Regions from separate parts of the Homo sapiens genome. Here region 1 is linked to region 2. Evidence: read pairs that join two places in POLR2A ChIA-PET (ENCODE). Cell type or tissue: A673. All regions are shown on one strand. Each heading gives the region's core, and the rest is flanking DNA. Links, peaks and the distances in the headings are about the cores only. Region 1 overlaps SVIL (supervillin). Region 2 has its middle 20 kb from the start of SVIL-AS1.

Region 1 (2,912 bases), core at 262-2,761, 90 kb after region 2:
ACCCTGCTGGGGAGTGAGCAACCCTACCCTGCAGGCACTGGGCCAGGACATTGACCCTAGCAGGCCGGCCAGCATTGGCCAAGCGGAGGCTGTACCACCTGTGCAGCTGCTGCTTTTGCTGACCCTCTCCCAGAAGTGCACCCTGAGCTCTGACTCAGTCCTGTTTGCAGGTGTGGCCCTTGTGCGCACAAGTGATAGGGGAGCCGGACTAGTGTCACCAAGGGGCCAGAGCTTCCGCGTTGGTTACGGAGTGACTGCAAGTGCCATCGGGCTGTGCTTCCCCCCTGCTGGAGGGATGGTCTGGAATCTGAATGCTCCCTGCTTTAACTTAATTCTCTAAAGCTGGGCTTTTTCTAAGTTGTAAGTCTGCTGGAAAAGATGTTGTTGGAGCTGGCTGTGAGATGTCCATTGTGTTCATTGGGAAGAAATATAGAAAGGAATCACCCGGCTCAAATCATATTTCCTAAGGGCCTCCAAGTCAATAGTCCATGAAAGTCTGAACTCTTCGCTTTATTTTTAATTAATTCACTTTAACAGTTTTACTCATTCATTCACTCACAATTACTTTTTTTTCTCATAACTAACAGCTAAAGTAAGAAAATGGCTAAATTAAACTATGTCTGGTTTTATAAAACACGATTTCCCTTTTTGCATTTTAGGAACGGGCACTACAAGTGCCTTTAGTTTGTTCTTTAAAGTTCCCAGTTCCATTACTCCAAAGGTTAAGAGATCTGCCTGCCCCGAAACACACTCAATTCCCTATTATTATTGTCTTTGGCAACCAGCATCAGAGATTAACACTGTACATGCCACCTCTGCACAAAAGCAAAAGCGTAAGTCCACGACAGTGACTCTTTGTTATTAATTGTTATTGTTATTGTTTTGGGGAGATCCACATTATCTTGTCTTCAAGTTAAAAACAGTAATTACGCTGTTCCTGCTGACAATGTCAGTGATGAGTATTTCCTGCACCTACAATGTGAACACAGGCCAGGCACCTGCTAAACGTCATATATACCTGATTATAAAGTCCTGTGAGCTGAGTACTATAATCCCTATTTTCCAGGTGAGAAAACCAAGGCTCAGACAGAGTAACTTTACCCAGCCCACACAGCTGGTAAGTGAGGGCCTGAGATTCTGAATCCCAGGCTGTAGGGTCCCAGCACCTGTGGCCTTCCCTCAAGGGACACAGCTCCTTATGAAAAAGGAAAGGAGCAGTTCCAATTGCTTGCTCATAAGAAATTAAGTAGATGAGGAATGCTGCTCCCTTTGGGAGGCTGAAGTGGGAGGATGGTTTGAGCCCAGGAGTTTGAGACCAGCCTGGGCAACATAGTGAGACCTCATCTCTTAAAAAAAAAAAGAAAAAATTAGCTTGATAATGGTGGCATATGCCTGTAGTCCCAGCTACTTGGGAGGCTGAGGCACGAGGATGGCTTGAGCCTGGGAGGTCAAGGCTGCAGTGAGCCGAGATTCTGCCATTGCACTCCAGCTTGGAAGACAGAGTGAAACCCTGTCTCAAAAAAAAAAAAAAAAAAAAAAAAAAGAACAAAAAGAGAGAAAGAAATGTCCCTCCCATTGGGGGTCCTTGTCTGACATCCCACTACTCCCTGGAAGGAGAGGCTGGAGCTGCCTGGGCCCTGGAAGATCCCCTTCCTGCTGTTTAAGAAGCCCCTGAAGTTTGGTGTGTTCAGCGGCCCAACCTCAAGTCGCCTTGCTGCTGGTTCAATGCTGACCTGCTCCAAGGTCTGGTGACTGGGATCTTCAGCCCCTCCTTGTAGCCAGACTCACAGCTGCCCACATCCTGTGCTGGAGCCCCACTCTGACTCTCTGCCCGCAGAGCGGTTTAATAGCACAGTTGGGTTTGAAAAGAGGCAGGTCTGGACTTGAGTGTCCAGCTCCACTCCCTGCTAGCTGTGTGGCTTCAGGCAGGTTCCTTGATCTTACTGTCTTGGTCCTTATCTGAAAAATTAGCACCACAACAGAAATGTCTCAGGGAGCCCAGTAGGCCCTCAGCTACAGGCAGAGTAAAGCCCCCAGCATCGTGCCCTGAGGGGGCAGGGGGACCTCTGGGCCACAGCCCGGCTCTGCACAGCACACAGCCCCACTGGCCGTGTGCTCAGCGAGGCCCACCTGCTGGCTGTTCCTGCACCTGCTTTATGTCACTGAGACAGGGTCTGAAATATTTACTTGGTCCCTACAAAGTGTCTTCCGTAGAGTAGGTGCTCAGGAAATGTTGTCAGCTGATGAATAGATGCATCTTGTATAAATCAGGAAAGAAATCCTGGTTCTGAGCCTGCAGTTTTCTGATCAGCAAACAGCTGCCTGTGCTTCCTGTGGCCCCGGGGGCAGGTGCACCTGCACAGCAAGGGGGCTGTAAAGAGGCAAAAATACTCTCTTCTGAGTTGAAATCACAAACCTGTGACCTGCATGCTCTCCTAAATGGGAAGGGGTGAGCAGCGCTGTGGAAAAGGCTCCTCCTTGGCAATGAAAGGGATGATTTCTCCAGAGTTCACCGGACTCCCCCTTTCCCCAGCACCAAGCATCCAGGTGAGTGTTTTGCAATGGGGTCCGTCACCATCAGGAACCGAGGAGAGTTTAGACTCTGCATTTACTACACCAGACCCACAAAGCACCACCCGTGCTCTCAGTCTCGGGAGAAACAGCCTCTTTCACTTTTCAAATCAATCTTCTGTGCGTGTATTTACTATAATGTTACAGCACCATTTGGTTCCAGCTTTAAATCACGAAGATATGCTGTACTTAACGACTTTAATTGAAGCAGCACACAGCCACATGGGAAATATCATTTAGAGGCCAATCATCTCTTTCCCAGAAAAGCTCTGGGGACAGGGGCAGGGGAGGGAGAGAGGGAGCTGAGAAGCCTTGATGTGCAAGTTCAATTTCTACAGGTG
Region 2 (2,912 bases), core at 145-2,644:
GCACTGAGGCCAAATGGCTCTTGGGACTGATACCCAAACAAAAAGAAGGCAGACCTCACATCTCAGTTCAGTCACCACTGACGCAACCCAGCACCCGACAGCACCAGGGGCATCTGACAAACGCAGAAGCCAAAACCCAAATGACAGACATTCAGAGGGATGAATTCCTGCTGGCAACTTGTGCACCGAAAACATCAGAAATATGCAGCTCGGAAAAAAAAAAAGGTGATTGACAGTACAAAGTGTCTACATTTGCAAATTATTTTTTTAAGTTAGCATCTTTTGTAAAAACATAAACTCATCGGGTTAGAATGGACCTCAAGAAATCACCTGGTCTAATGTCTAATTCTTACCTCCAGAAGGAGCAGCTCTTAAGCCATGCCAAGCAAAACAAAACAAGACCAACAAAACCACCTGCCCCTTCCTTTTCATCGAGTTTCTAGAGGAGATTTAACCAGGAACCACTGCTTTTTTCCCTTCACCATTAGGACATTTTTGTTGATGTCTGACTGTAGATTAAAACAGACCTGGATTAGAATTCATACTTCTCCATGTACAGGCTATGCACACTTAAGCACTGCCTAACTCTCAGAGCCGCACTTTCTCTATTTGTAAAATGAATATCAGAATATGCACCAATTAGAGGTGCTGCAAGGCTTGAATAAAGAATGTGTAAACAGGCTGGGCACAGTGGCTCATGCCTATAATCCCAGCACTTTGGGAGGCCAAGGTGGGCAGATCACTTGAGCTCAGGAGTTCAAGACCAGCCTGGTCAACATGACAAAACTCTGTCTCTACTAAAAATACAAAAATTAGGCAGGGCACAGTGGCTCACACCTGTAATCCTAGCACTTTGGGAGGCTGAGGCAGGTGGATCACCTGAGGTTAGGAGTTCAAGACCAGCCTGGCCAACATGGGTGAAACCCCATCTCTACTAAAAATACCAAAATTAGCTGGGCGTGGTGGTGGGCACCTGTAATGCCAGCTACTCAGGAGGCTGAGGAAGGAGAATCGCTTGAACCCGGGAGGCAGAGGTTGCAGTGAGCTGAGATTGTGCCACTGCACTCCAGCCTGGGTGACAGAGCAAGACTCCATCTCAAAAATAAAGAAATAAATGAATCAATAAAAATACAAAAATTTGCCAAGCGTGGTGGCGCATGCCTGTAATTCCAGCTTCTCGGGAGGCTGAGGCATGAGAATCACCTGAACCCAGGAAGCTGAGGTTGCAGTGGGCCGAGATCACACCACTGCACTCCAGCCTGGGTGACAGAGTGAGACTCTGTCTCAAAAAAGAAAAAAAAAATGCGTGTGTGTGTGTGTGTGTGTGTCTGTGTGTGTGTGTGTGTTTAAACGGCTATACATGATGGTTGGCCACCAACAATAGCCATACTAATGCAGATGTTTTGAAGACATTTTTGAATGTTACTGAGTGGGGATCCTGCCAGCATCTAATGGGCAGAGGTCAGGGATGCTGCTACACATTTTACAAGACACAGACTTACCAGCACCCTGTGAGAAAGAACTATCCAGCACCAGGTTGAGACACCTGCCTAGAAATGCCATGTCATAAGTTAGCCGGCGGAAGGATGCTAAACCCCTCTAGGGTCTAGTACAAGGTTGAAGGGACCCTAGCTGTTGAAAGCAGAGGGCATGTACTCCATGTCACACATTTTTGGCAAGTCTCACAAAGTTTTTGGCTTCAAGAAAGTCTGAAATTAAAATATTCTCATTTATTCCCACAGCCCCTGGGTTTCACCTTCAAGGCATCAAGATTTGCTGATAGCTGATTATTCCTCTACAGAGTTTCTTTGTGATGCATCTACTTATAACTTCCTTGGGAGACTTAAGAGTTGCATAGGAATTCTAGGGGCTGACTGCCTCTTCCACTGTGACTGTAAGCTAGAACCACCAGTCTGGTTTATATAACAGCCTAGAAAGAATGCTGTTCTGGGACTCAAGAGAAAGTCACTTGGTGTTTCTGGCCTTGGTTTGCTCACCTGTAAGATGGGCTGGTACAGTGGATGATCCCTAAGCTCCCGCCGTCGTGCCCTGATTCTGAGATAGCATTATCAGGGAATCTGTATGGACTCATGCAACTGTTCTCCTGGGATCACAAGGGTTGTGTGTCTCCCCTTCTCATCTTAAAATGAAATCTTGGAAATCTTCAGTATAAAATTCATATTGGTGTTTTCCTGACCATAAATATAATGCTCCTTACTCAGGAGAAGGGAGGACTGGGGAAAACTTGAGGGCACCGTTTGGTTCTGGGAATGAAGAGAGCACCCAGCCCCACAAGGCAGCTCTTGCTTCCTTTAGCTGAAGTTTGAGGCAGGTGACTTGAATGCTTGTATTGTTTTGTGTTTCACAGAGACCGGTCGGGGTGAGCAGTAACCCACGCTAACAGAGCTTAGTCAAGCAACCAGTACCGGCCAACGGACAGTGAAACTGAAAGAAAACTTGCAGAGCTTTCATGGAAAGTCCATCAGTGAAAACGGCCTGGATGAATATGGTGTAAACTGTCTCCCAGGCCCTGTTTCGTTTTTCCTTAGGTGTCAGTGGGAAACTACACATTTGCCGAATCAATTTTCTCTGCTACTCAGAGAAAAGCATCCTTTGAGATTAGCAACATAAGAAGATATACATAATTAAATAAATAAATAAATAAGGAAAAACAATGCACAAGTTTCGAGGATTAGAAGGACAAAAATTAAACAAGAAAAATAAATTTAAAAAAATAAAAGAAAGAGATTAGCAGCGTGGAAGCAGATGGCACAGGGAGGAGGGGGCAGTGGCCCCCAGATGGGCTGTGGGAGCAATGTCAAGGTTGGAGGTGGTGGGAGAAAGGTGGAATCTCTGTAGCCTGATAGAGGTTGAAGATGTCTTTACAAAGCTAGTGTACTTAATTATTTGTG

The links. ChIA-PET counts read pairs that join two places held together with the same protein. Peaks named below come from ENCODE experiments on the same cell type or tissue, not always from the same donor. Only the 100,000 strongest peaks of a DNase experiment are listed, where the experiment ranks them.
Region 1: POLR2A ChIA-PET joins it to region 2 with 6 read pairs; 2 of 35 experiments call an interaction of 5 or more read pairs at or near these places.

The regions. Positions count from the first base shown.
Region 1 is chr10:29,477,408-29,480,319 of GRCh38, forward strand. All of the region lies in intron 29 of SVIL (supervillin), which reads right to left. The region is part of intron 2 of SVIL-AS1 (SVIL antisense RNA 1); the gene reads left to right. Among named protein-coding and RNA genes, the nearest start is that of MIR604, 66 kb to the right of the region's middle. RefSeq lists enhancers at 109-608, 1,476-2,007. In A673, for the core only: no CTCF peak of the experiment used is centred there; no DNase peak of the experiment used is centred there; H3K27ac peaks cover 1,124 bases.
Region 2 is chr10:29,387,686-29,390,597 of GRCh38, forward strand. No RefSeq gene overlaps it. Among named protein-coding and RNA genes, the nearest start is that of SVIL-AS1, 20 kb to the right of the region's middle. In A673, for the core only: no CTCF peak of the experiment used is centred there; no DNase peak of the experiment used is centred there.